Regions from separate parts of the Mus musculus genome. Here region 2 is linked to region 1. The links are chromatin loops, found by intact Hi-C in ENCODE. Cell type or tissue: heart. All regions are shown on one strand. Each heading gives the region's core, and the rest is flanking DNA. Links, peaks and the distances in the headings are about the cores only.

Region 1 (7,370 bases), core at 1,418-5,417:
GGAAAGGTCTGTTTTGGCTCTGGGTTCCCCAGGTCACGCCCACCACTCACTGCTTTGGATCTAAGGCAGAGTGTCAGGTGGTGAGTGGGTGTGGCGGAGGCTGCTCGACACACAGTAACCAAGACTCAAAGCAAATAGAAGGGGCAGGGGACAAAATGTCCCTGAGGGAACACCCACAGGGACCTGTACCCCTCAACCATCTCCTGGGCATTACCTACATCCTAAAGTAGTATTACCTCACAGCAGCCTGTCAAATATTGGCCCTGTCAGTGGATCCACCTATGGGAGAGATCAGAGCCCTTCTGATCCAGTCACCTCCCCAAAGGTCATTTGTGGACACTGCTGCAATAGGAGCCAAGCCTTCAAAACACCGGTCCCAGCCATAGCGGGAAAGCACAGGGCCAAACTGGGATTCTTGCCCACGGCAAGTGGGATGTAAGTGCGCAGGCACTTGGAAAACAACTTGGGGTTTCTTTGTTCTTGTTATTGTTTTGTGTTTTGTGTTTTTGAGACAGGGTCTGTCTGTGTAATCCTGGCTGTCTTGGAAGTCACTGTGTAGACCAGCCTGGCCTCAAACACACAGAGAGCTAGCTGCCTGCCTCTGCCTCCCCAGTGCTAGGATTAAAGTTGCACGATACTAACCTGGCCTATGTTTCAGGCACAGGTAGTGTCACTTGTAACCGCTAAAGGAGAAAGTGTCCCTCCTTTGATAGGCAAATGGGTCAACCAGCTGCAAATGTGTCACCTTACAGTGCAATCCGACTCAGCCATAAGAAAGAACAAACCATTAATATCATGTAATGATTGATATCACGTAACGAAAAGGATGACTCTCCAAACTATTACACTGAGGGAAAGAAGCCAGACCCCAGCTGAATGAGAGCCTGCTGTACAGTTCTATTTACATGTAGTTATGGGAAATGCAACCTAACCTATAGGGACAGAAGCAGACCTGGAGTTGGAAGGACAGGGATGAGGTGGGACAATGGAGGGGGAGATGAAGAGGAACAGAAGTCCAGCATTGTGGCTTATGCCTGTAATCCCAGATCTCAGAGTCTGAGGCAGGAGGGTTGCCATGAGTTTGAGACTAGCCAGAGTTACACAGTGAGCTCAAACATAACACACAGACACACAGATAGACACACAGAAAGAGAGAGAGAGAAAAGAGAGACAGACAGATAAAGATGGAACTAGATTACAAAGGGACAGGAGAAAGCTTTTAGAGTGGAGTGATTAACTTTGCTGTTTATGGGATACACACACACACACACACACATATATATATATAATGGGTTCATGGGATATGTATATATATTATGGGTTCATGGGATATATATATAATATATATGTATACATTTCTATTAAAACTCAGCAAATTATACACCAGGTGCATGCCTTTAATCTCAGTATTCAGGAGGTATAGGTGGGCAGATCTCTGAGTTCAAGGCAGGCCTCGTCTACAGAGCAAGTTCCAGGACAGCCAGGGCTACACAGAGAAGCCCTGTCTCAAGAAACCAAAAAGTAAATAAATAAAAAACAAAATAAAATAAAATGTAAAATAAAACTCAGAAACTTGTATAGTTCATTATATGTCAATTATACCTAAAACTGTGTACAATGTGGAAATGTAAGAGCACGGGCTGCTCTTCCAGAGGTCCTGAGTTCAAATCCCAGCAACCACATGGTGGCTCACAACCATCTGTAATAGGATCTGATGCCCTTTTCTGGTGTATCTGAAGACAGCTACAGTGTACTCACATAAATAAAATTAATAAATAAATCTTTTAAAAAAGAGAAAATGTAAGTTAGTTGCCAGTTTAAGGCTGTTATAGCTTCTGGCAGCTATAACAAAACACATGGATTAGGTGGCTAATCAATAATTAAAGAATTTAGGAGCTGGCAAGGTAGCTCAGTGGATTAAAGCACTTGCTACTGTCTGATAACCCAAATTCAACCCTAGGGGCCTTCATGTTAAAACGACAGAACCAACTCCACACATTGTCTTTAGATCTGCACACTTGTCCAAGGGTGCATTTGCATATCTGTGAGCTGTGGACAGAGACCGGAAGGGGACGCCAGGTGTCCTGCCGCATTACTACCCAGCTTATTCTCATGAGACGAGGTCTCCCTCTGAACCTGGAGCAGTGTTGGCAGCCAGTAAAACTCGGCAATCCTTTTGTCTCTCCAGCCCTGGGGTTACAGGTTGGAGTGGCCGTGTCTGGGTTTTTAAGTGGGTCCCAGGGATTTGAACTTAGAATGTCATGCTTCAACAGAAAATGCTTCTACCCACTGAACTTTTTAAAAAGATTTATTTGCATAATTTTAAATGATGTTTCTCTGTGTGTGTCTGTTTGAGTGTAGGTGCGCATGAGTGCACGTGCCAAGGAAACCAGAGGTCTTAGAGCCCCTGGAGCTGGAGATGGGTGTGAGCCACCTGGCATGGGTGCTAGGAACCAAACTGAGGTCCCCTGCAAGAGCAGTGCATGCTTTTAACTTCCGTGCCATCTCTCTAGTTCCAGGACTTCGGTTTTTTTCTTAAAACTATTTTTTTTTATTTAACCTGGGTCAGAAAGGCTGACTTGCAACAATCTAGAGGCCAGTGGTTAAGAAGTGTCCAAGTTCAGCTGTTCTAGATCCAGGTTAGCGATGGTAGCCTGGTTGTAGAGCCAACGGATGTGACGGCAGGGGCATCATCATCATCGGGCGGGGGCGGGGGTTGTGCTGAGCATTCTAACTCTGTGTTCTTGCGTTCTCAGGCTTCCTGCACAGGAAGCGCTTTACCCATGAGTCGTTTCTCCAGACCCAAATTAAAATTAAGGTTGATGCTGGGCAATGGTGGTGCACACCTTTAATCCCAGCACTTGGGAGGCAGAGGCAGGAGGATTTCTGAGTTCGAGGCCAGCCTGGTCTACAGAGTGAGTTCCAGGACAGCCAGGGCTACATAGCTAGTACAAAGATAGCCAGGGCTACATAATAGAGCTCTGTCCCAAAACAAACAAAACAAAACAAAACAAAAACTAGAAAACAAATGATAAGTTTGTGAGTGTAAATTGTCAGCTTAACAGAATCTAGAACCGCCTGGGAAATGAGCAGCTGGGCGTGCGTGGGGGTGTCATCTTGTTGCTAAGTTGCTAAGTTCTCTGGATAGAGGATCCTGAGCTATATAAAATGGAGCTGGGGAGCCCAACGCTAGCGTGCACATTTTCATTGCTTTCCTCTGACTGTGGAAACCAGCTGCTTCAAGCTCCTGCTGCCGTGATCTCCCAGCTGTAACCGGCTTGTACCTTGTACTGTGTGATCCCAAATAAACCCTCCTCCCTCCCTCCCTTCTTTCTTCCCTCAGTTGCTTATGTCAGGGCATTTTAACACAGCAAGAAAGAAACTTAAGGCAATGATAAACTGCTTCTTTATATCCCAAAGTTCTTTCAAAAGAAAGGAAGAACGAAATCCAAACCAAAAAAGGCTCTGATACAATTTGGCCCCAACCACCCAGGTGCACACAGACACGCGCTCCCTGTCCGCGGCTCCCACAAGTGCCGCCAGGGGGCACTTGACACCAGCGCTGGGTGCGGGACGCAGGAACGAACTCGCCGGGCCTAGAAGGCACTTCCTAGCAAGCCTCCTGCACCCTGCGCTTCTCATCCCGCCTTAACGTAAGTAATTCCCTTGTCAATTCCCAAGTCGGGAGCACGGATTTTCTTTGAGGAATTCCGCCTCCAGGGAGTCTTCCTGGCCTGGGACGGGCCTTGTTTAGTCAGCCTTGTCTGCGCAGTTACTCATTGACATCTTCTAAGGGACAGTCACATTCACAGGCTGGAAGTAAGGCTGCATCACTCACCATCCCGGAATGATCCTCAGGGGATACCTTTGAGGGCTGGAGCCTTTTGCAACAGTCTGGTATCTTAGGTGGAGGAACCCTGCCTGAGAACTCTTACTTAATCATGCTCCCTTAGGGCTGACTAGTCCTTCTGAGCCCGGAAAAAGAGGCTTCTAGGCTTGCCCTGAAAATGACCTTGGTGTCCACCTTGGCCTTGCTTAGACTATTTCCAGATGGTCCTGGTCCTTCTGAGCCTCTGCTTGCTGGCATGGAAGGTTCATTCGAGAAACAGGTCCTGCATTTGGGAGTAGTTACAAGGCTCCGCTTAAAAGTGGACACCTATAACACATAGTCTGGAAGACATTCTGTCATCCCTGAAGCAATGTCTCTCTCGTGGTTGGATTTGAATGTGCTAGAACATTCAGCCCTGGGTCTGTGGCTGGCCCAGGTGCTGGCCCCTGGCTCACATGAGCACAGTGCAGATCATGCCAAGACAGGACTGAGACTGTCTGGATTCAAATGCTAGCTTCTGCTCTCCATAGCTGTATGTCAGGAGGAAATGGTCAAAACCTACGTGTGCCAGGGCTACCCCGAGGATTCCCAGGTAAAGGTTAATGATTAGTTTTGCTCTTGGGCTAAAAAGCCACCACCAGATGTCCAGGGAGCTGGGAGAGAAAGGATAAAGCTGGCTTGGACCTGGGATGGCCGTGAACTCTGAGAACTAGGCTTAGGAATGCCCTAGGCTGTCCTTACCTTTTCCTAGAGTGACAGCACATGGGGTATGGGGAGGGTCTGTTCTCTAGAGAGGACTTTGCCCAGGGGGGTCAGAGTTCAGGTCCTTTCATGAGGATGTAGGAGATGACCATAAAGTAATAGGCAGGAGGCCTGGGGCTCGGGCTTAATTTCCTGTAGTCTTAGAGTCATTATGGCTGCTTCTTCCCAGACTGCCCAAATTCTGAAAGGCACGCGCGCACACACACACACACACACACACACACACACCACAGAGAGAGAGACAGACAGACACATACACTCAGACGCATATATACAAATATATACACACAGACACTCAGACATACACACAGCCACACACACATAGAGACACACAATCAGACACAAAGAGAGACATACACAGATATATATATATATATATATATATACACAGAGATACACACACAGAGACATGTGGACATATACACACAGAGAGATACACACAGAAACATATACACATAGAGAGACACACACAGAGACACACATACCACAGATACATACACACAGACACACATATACAAATATAAACACAGACAGACATACAAACACACAAACACAAGGATATACACACAGAGACATACATACACACAGAGATACATACACATAGACATGCAGATACACACACACACACACACACACACACACACACACATGAGTGGGTATGTACACCAAGTACAACCTTCTGTGGAGGCATCAGATTACCTTGAAGATGGAGTTACTGGCAACTGTGAACCACCAGACTAAGATACTGTGAACTAAGCTTGGATCCTCTGTAAGAGCCATTCGCTATCTTAACCTCTTAGTCATCTTTGTAGCCCCCAAATTTTGACAGTATGAGCAACCCCAAATTCATGAGTTGAAGCCCTAGCAACAGTGTGACTGTTATTGGGCATGGGACCCCTGGGAAAATCACTAAGGTCAGAGAAGGGCATGAGGGTAGGGTGTTCAGATCAGTGCCCTGGTGTGGCACAGATGACAGGAACCTTTGGTTTTGAGTGTCCCCTTCTGTCCCAAGTATACCATATACCATATGTGGACAGGACAGGTAGATATGTACCATGCACTTATAATTCAGCTGCTGAGGGAGCTGAAGAGGCAGGGTAGAAGTGTCAGGCTTAGCTCAGGGATAGCCTAGGCAACTTAGTGAGACCCTGTCTTAAAAGAAAAAGTAAGAAGAGAAGGCAGGCAGTGGTGGGACACACTTTTAATCCCCGCACTCCAGAAGCAGAGGCAGGATGATTTCTATGAGTTCAAGGCTAGCCTGGTCTACAGAGTGAGTTCCAGGACAGCCAGGGATACACAGAGAAAGGCTGTCTGGAAAGAAAAGAAAAAAAGTAAGAAGAGGATGGGGGATGAAGTTGGGAGGTAGACTGTGTATAGCCTTGGATCACCACCCCACCAGCAGGTCAAAAACAACAAAGAAATTAGGACCAGGTGTGGTGGAATACGACTTTAATTTCAGCACCCAGGAAGCAGAGGGAGGTGACCTTTGAATTTGTGTCCAGCCTGGTCTATATATTAAGTTCTAGGTCAAGACTACACAGTAAGACCCTGTCTAAAAAAAATAAATAAAAATAAAAAAGGTAACTCAATACAGAGTTTTTATAGAAAAATTAGAAAGTGTAGAAATTAAGAAAAAAAGAAAAGGGTTCTCAAAGCTGGGTTACCCAGAGCTAAGGACTGCCCTTTGCAGGTGTTTGATTTCTGTTTCTGTTTGTTTCTGTTTCCCACTAGCTACTGTAACAAACATTATACTGTTGGTGGCTTAAAAGAACACAATTTGATCTTCTCCCCTCTGCAGGGCAGAAGGCAGATCTGCTGAGAGGATGAAAGCTGGGCCCTGATGGAGCTGATTTCTTGAGCAGCTTCTGGGGGAGATCCAGGTCTGGATGGAGCAAGCCCATCTCTGGGGAGCTGAACCCCTCTGCACCTGCAAAGCCCTTTCTGTGCACCCCAAATTCTGGAGGATATGAGGGCTGGGGGGGCTTTTGTTCAGCCTTTCAAAACCAATCAATCTTCCTTCCTCCCCTCCCTCCCTCCCTCCTTCCCTCCCTCCCTCCCTCCCTCCTTCCTTCTTCCCTCCCTCCCTCCCTCCCTCCCTCCCTCCCTCCCTCCCTCCCTCCCTCTCTCTCTTTCTTTCTTTCTTTCTTTCTTTCTTTCTTTCTTCCCCCAAGACAGAATGGCTCTGCCTAGCCCTGACTGTTTTGGAACTCCCTCTGTAGGCCAGGCTGACCTTGAACTCAGAGATTTTGCCTCTGCCTCCCAAATGCTAGAATTAAAGGTGTGTACTAGTACTACCACTGCCCAGTCAAAATTTTTCTTTTCTTTGACTTGACCTCCATCACCTATCTCCCATGAGAGCCACGCCCACCCCCAAATCCCCATCCCAGCCCCCAGCTTCTCTGCTCTCTCTTCCCTGTGTCCTTTTGTAACCACATTTCTTGGAAGGGTCTCTGAGGAGTTTCTGGTCTAGGGTGAATGAGATGGCTTTGCAGCTAAAGGTGACTGTGGCCAAACCTGATGATTGAAATTCAGTCCCTGGGACCCACACGTGGAGGGTGAGAGTTGACTTTCAGAGGTTGCCTACTTGCCAACGCGCTTGAGCTGTGCTGTGTGTGTATCCACATATATGCACACAATTAATGAGTCATTTAAGATGAATACTGAAAATAGAGTTCTGGGCTGCCCTCTTTTGCCTTCCACCCTGGACCTTCCATCCACTAGAGCCCTGTCACAGGTTCCCCCACCCCCACCCCCAAGCAGGAATGTCATGTCACCAATT
Region 2 (7,370 bases), core at 1,901-5,900, 250 kb after region 1:
ACCACTCTGCCCGCATCTCTGAGCTTGTTTTTCTTCTCCTTACAAACCTATCACCTGCCTTGATGAGATGATGCTAACCTGTAATCCCAGCACTAAGAGGCAGAGGCAGGTGGGTGACCAGCTTGGGGATAGCCTGGGCTACATATTGAGACCCTGTCTCAGCAACACCCAATGCCTTGTTTCTTTCTGTGTCTGGGTGAGGGGAAAAGCTACTCTCAGAGTCTGCAAATGTGTCCAATCCCTAAGAGAGCAGGGGTTACGCAATAGCCTGGCTGTTGGGGCAAAGCTACCCTGAGTCACTAAGAAAGCTATGCACCCTTGGTTTGAGACTATGTTCTGTTTCCCATTATAAATACTTGGGTTTGAGGATTCCAGAAGCCAGGCTGTGGTTGCAATGGCAAATTCTAACTCCTGTGCAGCCATCAGGCTGAAAGAGGAGGCTGCCCTGCTGGGGTCAGGACATACGAGTCCATGGGTAGGCAGCTTGACCTTGCTTACTGAGTTTGTTGTTAAGGTTAGCAAAAACCAAGTGCTGGTGGACTGACTGTATACGGGCTCCTGGGTAAACATTGATCCATGGATGCCCTACCACTTGGGCCAGCTCCTAGGAGCATGTGCCAGACAATGAACAGAGTACACAGCATGCTGAGAGAATGGAGGGATGCCAGCCTGGTGGAGACGGGTGGGCAAGTGGGATGGTATTGGCCAGGCTTGAATTAATGCCACTGGGAGCTGAATTGGGCAGTGATGGAGATCTGAGAGCTGCACACACTGAAATAGTGTATCCTTGGGATTGGTGTGCCTTTCCTTCCAGTGTGGGTTTGGTGTGCCAGGTCTCGGCTGTCCTGTCCTACAGCTTCTCTATTCCCCACAAAACAGGCCGGATTCGGACACAGGGATGAGGGAGGCGGGGACTGATGCTTCAACCCTGGGAAGATGGCTGTCTACCGGTGACACTTTCTGTCCTTGTCTGTGTATCACCAAGAGCCTTAACAGGGACTGGAGAGGAGAATGGGGGTGGGGGAGGTGGAGGTGGAGCCCTCTGTACTGAGGATTTGGGGGAGGTCCAAGTGAACCCCCTGGGGGATGTTTTTCTTCCAAGCCTCATGCTTGACTGACATTCTAGAAAGATCATAGCTGTGGAGTCAGGCTAACTTGGGTTTCTTGGAGCGTCTTGTCTTCAGCTATAAGATGGAATGTTGGGGTGGACTTCAGGGGTCCCTGAGAGTGACCCCTGATTGTGGGGCACAGCCTTCCTCTGCTTCTTCTATATAGATTCTGCCCAGTGGATGGGGCAGACATTCTAAGACACATACATCCCTGCAGTACTGTTGGGTCCTCTGTGGTTATGGTTTGTAGGTCTGGGAGGCCGGGTAGAATGGAGAAACTTGGGCTGCAGTGTAGAAATGCTGGGCTTCTGGCCTTTCTAAGTGCTCTGGCCCTGGGTCAACGTTGGGCCACCTATGTGCGGTGGTACCAAGATGACTTACGTGGTCAGGTCCTGATAATCAGGGATGGCAAGCCTGTCTCAGTGCTGGTCCAGTGAGCACATTGTGATGTGGTAGAGATAAGGGTGGTGGGACATTGTCCTTCTCCCCAATGTACAAACCAGAGGACAAAATTCCTTTTGAGTGGCTTCATCAGTTTGTTCTTCTGGCCAGTTGCTTGGCTCTCGGATGGGGACAGCCTGAGATAGCACATGAAGGACTCATGGTTATGGCTTCCTGATCGCAGCTATATAGGAATCTCTCTGGTTACAGCTTTCTCCTTTGATAGTCCCTGTTCAGTTGTAGACCATTTGCAACAGCAGTGTTGGGTGGAGGAAGGGGTGGGGCCTGAGTCTCCCGTGGGAAGGTGTCACCCATTGTTCACCTCAGTTAGGGGGTGGCACATTTGAGAAGAGACTCACTTCCTGGCACATCTCAGATGAGAGACTTCTATTTTACAACTCCCTTTTCTCCTCATTAGAAACTGAGCTCTCTAAATTCCCTGATCTTTACAAAGGAGGCTAGTAGACGGAGTAAACCAGATGCCGCGGCAGAACGCTTGTGACCTCAGCCTTGGTGAGGTAGAGGCAGGAAGGTCAGGAGTTCAGAATCAGCTGGGGCTCAATGAGACCGGTCTCCAAAGAGAGAAAAATGAACTGGGCTGAGGAAATGGCTCAGCAGGGAAAGCTCTTGCCATACAAGCCTGATGACTGGAGTTCGGGTCGCCAACACCCACATAGAAATGCACAGCAGCCCACCTGTAATCTCAGCATGGAGACAGAGGATTCATCCACACAAGGTGGCTGGGTAGACCAACTAAATTGTCATACTCCGAGTTCCAGTGAGGTGCCCTGCTTCATAACATATGTCAGAGATCAAAGAAGACATCAGACGGCAACCTCGGGTCTCCACTTAGACGTGCATACCAGATGTACTGAACATGTATGAATGCATATACATGCACACAAACACTGCATGCATATATACACATACATACATATATATGCCCATATATATATACTGGGCATCTCTCCTGAGGTTCCTGCTCTAGGGGGGAGCTTGTTTGGAACTTTAGTGGGTAAGATGTGAGAATCAGTCTCTTCTACCCTCTGTGTGCTAGTGTGCTCTCTCTGTCTCTCTTTCTCTGTCTGTCTCTGTCTCTGTCTCTGTCTCTCTCTGTCTCTCTCTCTCTGCCTCAGGCCCTTTCTTTCCTCATGTAGCTTCCTTCTCTCCTGTGCTGTTCCTGGCTACCCAGGAGCCTGACCAAGCAAGCCAGGACCACAAGCCACCAATGAGTCTCGTGGACACACTGAGGTCCCGACCTCTGAGTGCTTGCTACTCCTGTGTTCAGGGCTACCTCTGGCACCCGATGGGACTGGGTACATCCTTTTTCCTGCCCACAGAGCCACTCGGATGGAGTATGGTTGTAAAGCTGTCATGAGGCTGGGTAGCTTTGGATACTGAGTCTTAGGAAAGTAGCTAAAGTGAAAAGCTATGGTCACAGAGCTCAAGAGGGACCTGGCCAGGGACGACAGATGGAATTGACGTCCGCGGATGGTCACAGGGGCGGCCCTGCTGCTTTTCTCTGCGCTTTTGTCTCTCTTCCGTGGAGGCTTCTGATCATTTTCACAGAACTTGGGCTGCTGCAGTCAAAGATGTTGAAGCTGAGAATTGGGACACATTGCACTGTAATGCGTATATGGGAAACGTGTGGAAGCCGTGAGCCTGCTTGCCATGCTGAGCTGATCTGAGGTCCAGATACACAGACACACAGACACACACACACACAGACACACACACACACACACACACACACACACACACACACACACCCCGCCCTACTCTGTAATAGATTCAGTAGTGACTGCCCACCCCCATCGGGGTGATTCAGCTAACAGATTTTATTGCTGTCCCTAGTCTGACCAGTAGATTGCCACACAGTGATTATGGTTTCTGGGATGTTTCCTTCCCTCTATTTCCCTCCCCTCCTCTCCCCTCCTCTCCCCTCCTCTCCTCTCCCCTCCCCTCCTCTCCCCCCTCCCCTCCTCTCTCTTCCCCTCCCCTCTTCCCCCTCCTCCCTTTCCCCCTCCTCTCCTCTCCTTCCCTGTCTTCCCCCTTCTCCCCTCCCTCTCCTCTCTTCTCCTTTCCTCTTCCATTTTCTCCCCCCTCCCCTCTTCCCCTCTCCCTCTTTTCTCTCCCTCTTCCCCTCCCCTCTTCCCCTTCTACCCCTCCCCTCCCTTCCTTTTTTCTTCTCTCTCTCTCTCTCTCTCTCTCTCTCTCTCTCTCTCTCTCTCTCTCATTTTTCAAGACAGGGTTTCTCCGTGTAGCTCTGGCTGTCCTGGAATTCGCTCTGTAGACCAGGCTGGCCTAGAACTCACAGAGATCTTCCAGCCTCTGGGACTAAAAGCCTCCACCAGCTGATGCTGATCCCTAGGATGTTTCAATAAATTTTGGGGCAGAGAAGGAAACTCAAGGTCCAAGTCTGCCTGTACAGTGACCATTTACAAAGTGTGCTGGCACTGGAGATAGAGCCAAAGTGCCACAGTGAGTGGCGGAGTCACGGCCTTTTGGGAAGTGAGTGGTCTAAAAAGAGCCACCCCAGGCACCTCTTCCAGGGAGGTCTTGGATGCTCTGATGGATGACAGCGTCATCTCTGTCAGGCTCTGGATGTGACAGTCATGGGAGCTGGATCAGGGCATCATGCGTGTCTCACATTCCTTCCCTTCACATTTGCTGTGCTTTTGTGGCAACTCAAGACCTAGTCTTTGGTCGGTAGAGGGCCTCACAGACAAGTGGGAAAGGTGAATTCCATGAGGGAGACTCTAGCACCACCTACTGACCAGATCCATTTAGATTGCTCCCGAAGCAGTATGTATGTGTGTGAGTGTGTGTAATGTGTGTGTCATTGTGTGTCTCTGTGCATGAATGGGTATGGTGTGTGTGTGTGTGTGTGTGGTGTGTGTCTTGTCTCTGTGTGTGAGTGTGTGTGGTGTATGTATTTCCGTGTGTTTGAGTGGGTGCGGTGTATGTATCTTTGTGTCTGAGTGTGTGTGTGTGTCTTTGTGTGTGTGTGTGTGTGTGTGTGTGTGTGTGTGTGTGCTCTAAAGGGAAATAGGCCAACTTTGAAACCCAAACTTACTGCTTGCTGCCCTTGACATCCCAGAGGAACATAGCACATGAACCCCAGCTGCCTGCCTGGCTCTTATGGCCCTCCCTTCTCCCAGTCATCAAAGGCCCTTCCTTGATAGAAAGATCTCTCTGGCATGTAGAGTGCCCCCATTTTACCCAGTCCTCTGGCATCTCCAGGGACGGCTGCCTTTCAGCAGTGCCCATGATGTCCACCTTATTCCCTACTGCCAGCTCTGGACTCTCAGTGACAGGCTCTGTCTTCAGTGGGCATGGTTCTCTCCTGTCACTGGTGTTGTGGATCTTACTTGAAGGACTTCTCTTTTCTTAGAGCCAGAATGTTAACTAGTCAAGTATGTGAGAGGCTTCCTAGCAGCCCTGATAAGCATCCAATAAGACACAAACAGAAACGCTGTGCACAAGAAGTGTCAAATGTGTAGCAAATTCAGGACAAGACATGGAGACTTAAAAAGCCAGAGGAGGGATGTAATGCAAGACCCTGAGAGATTCCGTGACTGGAGAATCCAAACTTGGTCAAAATGGCAGACCTACTTGAGGAGGACTTGGTCAAGTCCAATGGGGCTGGCCATCTTGGCTCTGCTTCTTAAGTTCCTGTCATTCTGCCTTTATCATGTGTTGGGCCTGGTTCAGGACTAGAACTCGAGTCCTGTCATTTTCCTGTCAACACTCTGTCATAAGAATGTACTGTTGTCATCCTGTTGCAGGAAGTTAGAGGCTATAATTAGATGCTACTAAGAGAACTTATTCTCACCTTAGCACAGGAAATCAGTTCCTGTGACAGGAAGTTAGTACACGTCTCCATTCTGTAACAAGAAGTGAGAGCCTGTTACCATCTCTAACACACAAGAAATTAGGACCTGTCTTCATTGATACCACATACAGGAAGTTAGAGTCTGTCACAGGAAGTAAGAACCTGTCTTCATCTCCACCACACAGGAAGTTCGGTGTTGTCTTCATCCTGTCACAGGAAGTTCAGTCTTGTCACAGGATATTAGAACCTGGCATTATCCCCATTTTGAGCCCCACTCTGTCTCTATGGACAGAAGCAGAGAATCGGACCAAGTGTCTAAAGCTGAATCACAGGGCTGGGGAACGGATCTCATCCCTGAGCTTAGACTTGGCATCTTCCTTCACAATGTGGCTCTCTCTGAACCTTTTTCCTCATCTGACAAGGGGCACTCAAGCCGCCATCTTGAACACTGGTTGTGATGACGCCAATGAATGTATGGGGGATTAGCCCCACATGCAAGTACGTGGTAACAGCCGTGATGATTTCTGGGTAATCCCTGAGATCCACCCAGGAGTTCTTCATGGCCTTGGCCACTATCTGGGTGAGGCCCTTGCTGAGTGTGCCCAGGGTAGCTAGCTCTCTGCCTTGAGAAGGGGACACATCTCCCCCTGGCTTGACCCTGGTCACCAGTACCCCTAGAGGGTGTTGCTGTACCTGAGTCTGCGGCCTGGAGGTCTACAACGCCTCCCCCAGGTGAGTGAGGGTTTTCTTTGTGCTGGCTGCATCAGTCAGAGGGGTGGCAGGAGGCCCCACCCAGTGAACAGGAGGCCCCGCCTAGTGAGCCGTGCTTGCCCACACTCTGTTGTTTCTCTGCTTGCCGAGGTGGCGCTAACCCTCTTCCTGTCTCTCTGTCCACTTGTCTTTCAGCCGCTGTGAGCGCTTGCCTTGCCATGAGAACCAGGAGTGCCCCAGGCTGCCTCTGAGAATAACCTACTACCACCTCTCTTTTCCCACCAACATCCAAGTGCCAGCGGTGGTTTTCCGCATGGGCCCTTCCAGTGCTGTCCCTGGGGACAGCATGCAGCTGGCCATCACCGCTGGCAATGAGGAGGGCTTTTTCACCACTCGAAAGGTGAGCCACCACAGTGGGGTGGTGGCCCTCACCAAACCCATCCCTGAGCCCAGGGACTTGCTCCTGACCGTCAAGATGGATCTTTATCGCCACGGCACAGTCAGCTCCTTTGTGGCCAAGCTTTTCATCTTTGTGTCTGCAGAGCTCTGAGTGCTTGCTTGAGCCCTGGGCACTCCCTCTTGTTGCTTTCCCACCCTTGGGGTTCTAATAAACTCTCAGCAGCCATCCCAAGAGCATGCCTCTTGTACCTTGGTTTTATTTGGCGTGGACAGGGGCCTCTCTGCTTTCTCTCTACCCGGGGTTAAGCTGAGCCCCTACCAGAATTGGTTTCCCTACCGTGTGACTGGGGAATAACTTTTGTATGGTCTAGGTACCTGAGAATCACAGCAACAGAGTTCATCATTGCATTATCAGACAGCCAAAGCAAGAGGAGAATGAGGCTAGGCTGGGTCTATACCTGTGAACGATCTCTTCCTGTTGTATAAACTCTAAAGAGTAGTTGTGACGGCTGAGAAGGAGCCTCCTTCTCAGAGATGCCCTAGTTCTGCCTCCTTCATTTTTCCAATATAGAAACACTCCCCAACACCCCCAAGAAAGGGAAGGACTTGGCTCTAATGGCTCAGCTTGTTGTAGCCAAGCTAATCTGGGGTAATAGGCCTTCTAGCCCCTGGGGATCACATGTAGGATCATCAGAGCTGTTCTGGGCAAACACTGAACGCTGTTGATCTTTGATAAAGTGCTTGACTAAAGAAACTCATTTGCCTCTACTGGTCCACCCCACCCCCCAATACTTTGCCAAGAAGAAGCACTGTTGTGGTGCTTGCTGGAACCATAACCTGTCTAACATATGTCGTATATACTTCCGGTGTGTATT

Evidence for each region. A loop is a pair of places that touch in the nucleus more often than their neighbours do. Peaks named below come from ENCODE experiments on the same cell type or tissue, not always from the same donor. Only the 100,000 strongest peaks of a DNase experiment are listed, where the experiment ranks them.
Region 2: it touches region 1 in a loop (2.7-fold over the local background); 3 of 42 quality-filtered maps call a loop at or near these places.

The regions. Positions count from the first base shown.
Region 1 is chr15:84,997,987-85,005,356 of GRCm38, forward strand. Gm39558 (a long non-coding RNA gene) reads left to right here. Exons shown (of 4, transcript XR_875533.1): 4 at 6,390-6,621. Among named protein-coding and RNA genes, the nearest start is that of Gm39558, 14 kb to the left of the region's middle. In heart, for the core only: no CTCF peak of the experiment used is centred there; a DNase peak (open chromatin) is centred at 3,575; H3K27me3 peaks cover 1,455 bases.
Region 2 is chr15:85,245,154-85,252,523 of GRCm38, forward strand. All of the region lies in intron 14 of Fbln1 (fibulin 1), which reads left to right. Among named protein-coding and RNA genes, the nearest start is that of Fbln1, 43 kb to the left of the region's middle. In heart, for the core only: a CTCF peak has its summit at 4,298 (motif pointing left); no DNase peak of the experiment used is centred there; H3K27me3 peaks cover 781 bases.